3 separate regions of the Homo sapiens genome follow, and all the other regions are linked to region 2. A link is a contact called in ENCODE Hi-C data. All regions are on one chromosome and are shown on one strand. Each heading gives the region's core, a stretch centred on a gene start or an enhancer-like site at or near the end of the contact. The rest is flanking DNA. Distances are from core to core; before and after follow the strand shown.

Region 1 (2,700 bases), core at 170-2,669, 670 kb after region 2:
CAGAAGTCCAAAATCAAGGTGTTAGTTTCTTCCGGGGGACAGTTTCTTCCAGGGGACCTGAGGAAGAATGTGTCCCGTTTTTCACTCCTAGCTTCTGGTAACAGCTGGCAATCCTTGGCCTTCTTTGGTGTGCAGATGAATCACTCTAATTTCTGCCTCTGTCTTCACATGGCCATCTCCCTGTGCATATCCGTGTCCAAATTTCCCTCTCATAAGGACATCCGTCATATTGGATTAGGGCCCACCCTAATGACCTCATATTAACTTGATTACATCTTCAAAAACCCTATTTCCAGATAAGTCATGTCACAGATATCAGGGGTTAGAACTTCAACATATATTTTGGTGGAGCACAGAAGTCAGTCCAAACAGAGGGTTAAGATCACCATCCCCCCTTCTTTCCCATTTTTCCCTCCACCTCTACCTGTCTTTCATTCCTGAATGTTTCTATCTCTTTATTTTTTCAGGGACCTCTGAGTGCACCATTTTCTGGGACAGTATCTGAAATTCAGACCTTCCTTTCTCTTCATCTGATAAAAGCAAACTTGCTTATGCTCCACTCCCTCAGGGTTCAACTCTCAGCTATAGAATTGATAAATTAAGCCAAGGGAAGATGATAATAGGTGATAATAGGCAAATATCACCCCTCCCAGGTATTTGCATTTGACAGATGACTATATGGAGATAGCACTTTAACCTCAAGATGCTGGTGGAAATTTTGCATTGGGTAACATTTTCTTTTTCAGTACATAGGTCTGTCTGTGACCCTGTAATCATGGCTGTCTCCTCAATCTGGGAAAAGGATGGGCCCTGTCTATCTATTACTCTTTTAAGGAAAAGTTATTGCTACAGACAATTTGATCTATCTTTGAATTGCTCGCATTGATTCATTTCATGATTTTAAGTGCACTACGGGAGGAGATTTGTCCCTCACAAAGAAGTCCATCAAGCGAAAGAATTTTATTTCAGAAAATGCCAACCTGGGGAGAAAGCATGTGGACTATAAGCCCATTTTAAACAGTGGATAATTTTCAAAGAGTGAACACGAGCGTGGAAGGGAATTCAGTTGCTAGGAAAATAAAATAAAATAAACATAATCTTCCTCCCTCTTGTTTTTTTTCGTTTTGGGGTGGGCTGTGCTTCCCAGTCTTGCTGGAGAATGTTTGTCCCTCCCACCTCAGTGGTGACAGACTCACAGTGATGCCTGCGTGTCTGTCTCACAGGTGTGGGTTCTGAGACTTGCCAGCTTAGCGAGACTTTGGAGGAATCTCCCACCGTGGTTGTAAAGAGAAAAGGAGAGAGATAATAGTACACTGGCATCAATAATCTACTTCCTCCAACTGGCTGAGTGTTAGAATAATAGCCTCGGCACTTGCCCTCCCACACCCCCTCCCCTGGCTCCGCCGCTGTCAGATTCTCTTCCCTTCTCCACAACTGGGAACTCTAGGGAGCAGATTGTTTTGGCTGGAATTAGCCGGGCACAGATGGTACCACCTGCTGCATGTTCCTTACTTCTTATTGGCTTCTCTCTCAGCTCTGTGAGTTTTTGTATTTTTTAGGAGTTCAGAGGAAGGGGAAATGGCCGAGGCTCTTGCTCATGCCTGATTCTAGCACAGCTGTTTGGAGCAAACTGGCAACTGCGGGGATAGTGCTGGGACATGTTGATTGGGGAAGGTGCTTCCAGGGTAACGTACCACCGTGGCGTCCTGTTTGCTGTATCTAGTGCTTTCGTTTCCAAAATACAAACTTTCTTTGAGCCAAACAATTTCTGTTTTCCAGGCTGACGGATCTGCCTGTGACCAGACACAAGGCAGGTGGTCTTGCGTGAGTCTGAAAAATGAGATTCCTCTCATTCTAAAATCAGAAGGGCATAGAATGTCATGTTACTGTTCTTTTTATAGGGGAGGTAATTATGAATAGGCCACAAACAGGTTGCTGTGCTCATTTCTGGACAAGTCACTGAGAAGAATAACTCAGGAGGCCTCGGGCTCCCACGGAGCGAACCTCATAGATTTATAAACTGTTTTCTCGCCTATGGAAACATGACATTGGATCAAAGGACCTAAGAGGTTCTATTCCTCCAGATCCTCTGAATTCCGTGGAGTTGGTCCTAAGTACTAGATCACACTATAAACCCTTCCCATGACCTGGGAACTGTTTTCTCTACTTCTCTGACATCATCTTCCACCCTTCTCCCTTGTCTACCATGCTTTGTTAGGCTGGCCTTCTTTTTATTCTCCAAAAAAGCCAAACTCATTCCAGCCTCATGTATTTGCACCTGCTGTTTCTTCTTCTGGAACTCTCACTGCACAATCTTCCCATGGCTGACCTCTTTACAACCTTCAGGCTCAAGTCAATCACCACTGCCCTCAAGGGCTTTTGTGGATCTGCACCCACCCCCAGCTGACTGTCCGCTACTTCCATCTCATTTACAATCACATCACCTTCTTTTACCTGCAACAAAACAGCACTATCTGAAGTGATCCATAAAATGGTTCTGTTTTCTACTTTCCCCACTAGAATGTACATCCCTGAAGGTGAGGATATTGTCTATTCACCGCTGTATCCCCAGGACATGCAAAGTGCTTCTCATATAGTATCACTCACTAATATACATATTATTGAGAGAAAGGTGTCATTTTGTGTTTAAATAGAGGAAGCAGCAGGGTACAGAAGGGAACATGGTTGAGACTTCCACAT
Region 2 (2,700 bases), core at 56-2,555:
ATTCAAGGAAGAACCACTGAAGAATGCTACAATTGAGGGAGTGTAAAAGATTGATCTGGCTGCTAAGTGGAGAATGCATTGCAAAGGTGAAGAGAGGAAGACCTAATGGCAGACAACCACAGTAGTACAGGCAGGAGATATTGGTGGCTTGAGTGGAGCCCTCAGAGAGAAATGGGTAGAGATATTGTGGAGATGGATCAGGCTGGACTTGCTGCTGGTTGGGATACCATTGGGAAAGGAAAGGAGAAATCAAGTGTGCAAATTTTGGGTTTCAACTTGGGCAAGTGAAGAAGCGATAGTATCGCAGAGATGGGTAAAACTGCAGAGAGGAACAAGTTGAGTAGGAAAAGCAGGTTTGAGAGCTCTATTTTGGACATGTTAAGTCTGAAATGACTGTTACTCATTTGCCTTCTGTTAACACCTTCTTCAGATAAGGCAGAGTGCAACGCAAGTTATGAGGTTTTAGCTTTCATGATATATGCATAGTAAAATTGAAGCCTGACAGAGGTTCAAATAGATTGAGCAGTTTTGCTTTTGTGAGATTAAATCTCCTTAAACACCTCAATCACTCATAATTTGGGATGAGTCATTCCTACAGATTATTCAACTAATCTATTACATGATTTTTCATTGTGAATGTAATACATGCAATTGCACCCCCCAAAATTAAGCAACAGTGATGCATTTACATTTAAAAACTGAAATCTGCCTACCACTCTTAGCCTGCTGAACAGAAGTAACTAACATTTTTGTATGTATCCTTCCTGACCTGTTCCTAAACACATGCAAACATATGTGTGTATGGTTGCTTCTAATGTTAAAGTACATCATATTGCACATATTATTATACAACTATTTTGTAACTCATATACAGACTTCTATTTCATTAAACAGACTTATCTTATTATTTCTAATGATGTCAATAGTATTTCATGGTATACACAGTCCATAACTTGCTAAACCAGTTCATTGCGTTAGGGAACATGTTTTAATCTGACTCATCATTTTCTGTCTTATTTTACTCTCAAAAGGGGAACTTTATCTTAAAGTTCAGAAAATCTCTTACTATTAGAGTGTTCCTTCTTGTCACTCCCACATACTGGCTACGGTGAGAAATCCAATGTGGTTTAGTGAAAGGATCTTGGGCTTTAAAGAAATAGAAAGAGAGACCTAGAGTCAAATCCTTGCTCTATGCTTTACTCCCATTATGATCTCAGGCAAGTAAAATCGGATTAAATACTATCAACCATATCTTGTGGTTATGAGAATTAAATGAGATAATGCATATAAAACGCCTGGCACAAGGTAAGCATTCCTCAAATGTTAATTCTTTTCCCTTAGGATCCAGACACACCATGAAAGCGGTTTCAAGTTACAAGTAAATACTGGAGTGCTTATCTCAGTAACTTTAACTGGACAAAGTCATAAAACAAATGGAAAAGTATACCCTTTAATGCTATGCAATACCTTGTCTTAAAGTTCTTGAGAAATATCCGTTACTCTGTCCCAATTATTCCCTTTTTTTTCAACTGAAGAAATAGCTATAAAATAAAGAAACTAAGAGTCAGCTAAATCCTCCTTCAAATAAAATAAATAAAACACACAGAAGAGAATCTATCTAGTTAAAAACCTTCAAAGGATGACGATCGTCCATGTCCAGGCCACATAATCCCAGTTTTAACAATTAATGCCTGATCCTGTTTTTTACATCCCAGTTAATTTCCTAATCTTGTCAGAACTTTCATTTAGTTCAATAGAGATGGAAATAGATGTTTTAAATTAAGATTTAAGATCAGATTATTATATCACTTCACAGTATTCACATTTTAAGATTGATTATTATACATGGGAAGAAGTGTTGTTTGCTAGCCACCAACCTTTCTTGGGTGGTATGACTATATTTCACCCTGTACCAATTTATAAACTGGGTTTAATTATGCACGAGTGTGTGCACACAATTATATCTTGTTAAGCATTTTTTTGCTAAGTTTTTGATAAACAGCCAATCGTGGCGTGTCATCAAAGCCTGAGAAGACTAAATAAGAAGATTGTTTAACAGGAATTTAAATATATTCGTGTTTGAAAGAATCATTAGAATGTTTTCCTTAGTCTTAATGCATTTGGTAGTTCTTCAGAAAATCTATCGTCAACCCTTGTATGTAGTGTTTATTCCAAATTGTTGCAAATATATATATTTTGAAGTTTGTTTAGTGAGGGTCAGGGAATGTAATGAAGTGCCAAAAATTCCACTTGACCTACGTACTCTACAGTCAACAGAAAAGCACTCCATTTTTGCAGAGCTCTGAGTTAAATGCACTCCTCAAAGCAGATCAGCTATCAACTGGGAAAGCTTAATGCGGCACAGTTGGACTAGAAGGTAAATGCAAATCCTATCCACAAAAGCCAGAATTTTTAAAGGATTGTGATTATATTAAGCATAAGGTTGCACAATGGCTGCACAGGCTGACTAGTCTCAGAGTCCAGAGTCTTCATTCTTAATCAAACTCAGGGTCAAGTTCTATGCATCTGCTATCATAGCTTAAGACCAGGAATTCGGAATAAGCTATCATCTCAAGATCCCGTCAGCCAGAAACCTTTATTAATAGCCATTTTCACAAACTGACATTACAGTGATAGGCCCTGGAAGGTCCTCTGGTACCTTCTGAATCATCATATAAATGGCAAAACTGTCTCTATAAA
Region 3 (2,700 bases), core at 92-2,591, 620 kb after region 2:
TACTGCCATTTAATTTCTAGAATGCTTAGTTTCATCGATCATTGCTTTTACAACAGCAGGGCAAATGTCAAAGCAGTAGAAAAGGCAAAAAGTTAGCGTTACTATGATAATGGTTTTTACCTCATGGACACTCCTGAAAGGGTCTCAGTGATCCCTAGGGATTTGTACGCCACAATTTGTGAACTGTTATCTTAAGGAAACACTAAAAGCTATGAATAAGTCACCATCCCCAAATCCACAGTGAATATCCCCCATATAATAAATATACTAAATATGTGTATGAATTCTTGAACTCAAAAATTGGTCTAATTTGTTTATATAACAACAGCAATTAATATTTAGTGAGCACTTACATGTATTATCTCATTTAATCCTCACCCTAAACCTATTAGTTAGCTGTATACTTATGCTACAGATAAGGAAACCTGTGATGAAGAAAGGTGAAGTTACTTGTCCAAGGTCACAACAGCAACTATCAGTATTTATTGGGTTCAGGCATAACCAAGCATTTTGCATACCTTCCTCTTAAGTCTTCACAACCACCTTTTTATTGTCCTTATTACCCTTTATTGTTCTTTACATCTCTATTCTTTAAATCTTCATTAGTAGTTTTACAGACTAAAACTTTGAATCAAATAGGTAAAGTATCCTGCCCAAGGTTACCGAAGTGGAAAGTGATGAATCATCCAATACAAGTCTGTCTGACTACAGAATACAATACATACTCTGCCTTGCTATACCACGCAGGAGTGTATTATTTGTATATAAATAAACTGATAACTACAAGAGTCTTATACAGTTTTAAAGTCAATTGAGTAAGACCTCTATTTGGAAAGATTTTTACTAATTTGATTACCTCTGTCTTTAAATAGTACAAAACCTACTTCCTTTTAAAATGATATGCTCTAGATAGTTCATTAATTCACACCATTTGAATACGACAACAGATTAATACAACTAAGTTACTAAAAAAAAGATAACACTAAAAAAGACTAATCCCCCCCATCAGATAGGAGAAAACTGAAACTCGGAGCAGTTACTAACTCCCCGCAAAGGCTTGCTGCTCATAAATGGCCCAGAGTCAAAATCAATCTGGACTGACTGTGAAACCCAAAATCTGCAGTCACATTACCTGCATATATTTAAGAAGGCCTCAGGCAATGACCTAGGAATTGCTCACAAGGTCCGGACACAGAGCTTGCTGATATCATACCCACCTACCCAAGGTAATCAAGATATGAATCACCTTGTATCTTAAAGACCAAGAGGTGAAAAGGAAGCTGGTGCACACTGAAAATAAAGAGCCATGTTTTCAGGTGCTTTGAGTAAAGAAAAAAGTAAATTCACTTATAAGGTGTCAGTACACATCTCTGTGGCTGAGACATGCTTGCTTCCATTTAAAAAAAAAAAAAAAGCCTAGAAGACAAACGTCATCACACCTAACAGGCTCTCCACAGATTATACAATAGCTTTCAGATGCCAGGAGCCCAGGAATGCTGCAAACCTTAGTAATTTGCAGCAGATAATCATTCTCCTAAAACTCTAATCAATCCATAAAATTTTCATTTCAAGTTAGGATCTATAAAGGCTAGGCATCATGCCCCAACCCTTTGTTTCTATTTTAAGGGCCTACACTACAAGATAGCTGCTTAATATTTAAACCCAAAGGAGGACAGAGAAGGAATCACGGTTCATCTACCTCAATCCCATATCTTTTATAACCTGCTGTAACTCAACTTTTAGGAATTATAAACATCTTGAGATTGGACAGAGGAGTGTGGCTTTAATTTCAAACAACTTGTATTCTTAAGGAGTCACACACACTTTTGACAGGAAGGTGACAAAATGGAAGGCTGTGGTGTACCACCTAAAACAGCAGGCAGTGCAGGGGAGAGATGAGCAATTATACTCGTCACAGAATACCACACTCTGGATTCCTGTGTAGCAAAGAAAAAACAAAACTATAGAGCAACTTTGCCTCCCCCATCAATGATTCCTAACATGACCTAAAAGAATCACAATCTCGTAAGCAGCTAACAGATATATAGAAAAAGAAAAAAGGAAAAAAAAAAAATCAAGATTGAGGTCATGTACCTTGACATGCATCATTTACACCAAAGATTCCCCCACTTATCTGAATTAATTTCATGTACCTCATTTCATTCAGATAATTGAAGTTTTCCTTTTAGAGTTGTAAAGTGTTTACCTCAACATAATTAGTAAACTGTCCACTTAAAAATACCACTGCAAAAATTACCACCCCCTCGCCTCTACACATATACACACACTCCACTACCATTAAAAGTATAAGATTTTGGCCTTCATGAGAAACTTAATTCAAAAGTCCTCTTTAAAAAATTAGCACAAGAAATTTTACAAAAACAGTTGCAGTCATTGCATTTTTAATACGGAGTGTTTGCATTACTTGTTACAGACATGGTAATTTGGGTGTTCAATACATGACTACTGTTCTGAAACCAAATTAAAGGTTTAGACTACTAAAGAGTTTGATGACTTGCCTCAAAACAATAACTGGGATTGTATAGAGAACAAAATCAGAGGTCTGTCTTCTTTATGAGCAGGCATTTAAAGGCCTTTTAATGAGAATTTACTCTTTAGTATACAATTACTAATGAACAAAAATAGGGCCATTAAACTCACTTCTTCATAATAAAACTAATTGTAAGAAATATATACATA

What was found. Hi-C counts contacts between places; a loop is a spot of excess contacts on that map. Pooled maps may share reads with other maps.
Region 1: a map with no recorded cell type shows a loop between it and region 2 (4-fold over the local background). The contact joins two enhancer-like sites. A Hi-C loop is called at or near these places in 2 of 37 single-sample maps with no recorded cell type and 2 of 50 pooled maps.
Region 3: a loop to region 2 is called in a pooled map, with 11 times the contacts of the local background. The contact joins two enhancer-like sites. A Hi-C loop is called at or near these places in 4 of 37 single-sample maps with no recorded cell type and 8 of 50 pooled maps.

What each region holds. Positions count from the first base shown.
Region 1 is chr2:144,378,577-144,381,276 of GRCh38, forward strand. No RefSeq gene overlaps it. Among named protein-coding and RNA genes, the nearest start is that of QTMAN, 47 kb to the left of the region's middle. Within about 2 kb of position 1,420, at least 9 of the 41 ENCODE cell types and tissues checked have a DNase peak (open chromatin) inside an H3K27ac peak, as active enhancers do.
Region 2 is chr2:143,704,211-143,706,910 of GRCh38, forward strand. All of the region lies in intron 13 of ARHGAP15 (Rho GTPase activating protein 15), which reads left to right. All of the region lies in intron 4 of ARHGAP15-AS1 (ARHGAP15 antisense RNA 1), which reads right to left. Among named protein-coding and RNA genes, the nearest start is that of ARHGAP15-AS1, 71 kb to the right of the region's middle. Within about 2 kb of position 1,306, at least 3 of the 41 ENCODE cell types and tissues checked have a DNase peak (open chromatin) inside an H3K27ac peak, as active enhancers do.
Region 3 is chr2:144,323,455-144,326,154 of GRCh38, forward strand. All of the region lies in intron 1 of QTMAN (queuosine-tRNA mannosyltransferase), which reads right to left. Among named protein-coding and RNA genes, the nearest start is that of QTMAN, 7.7 kb to the right of the region's middle. RefSeq lists a silencer at 599-648. Within about 2 kb of position 1,342, at least 6 of the 41 ENCODE cell types and tissues checked have a DNase peak (open chromatin) inside an H3K27ac peak, as active enhancers do.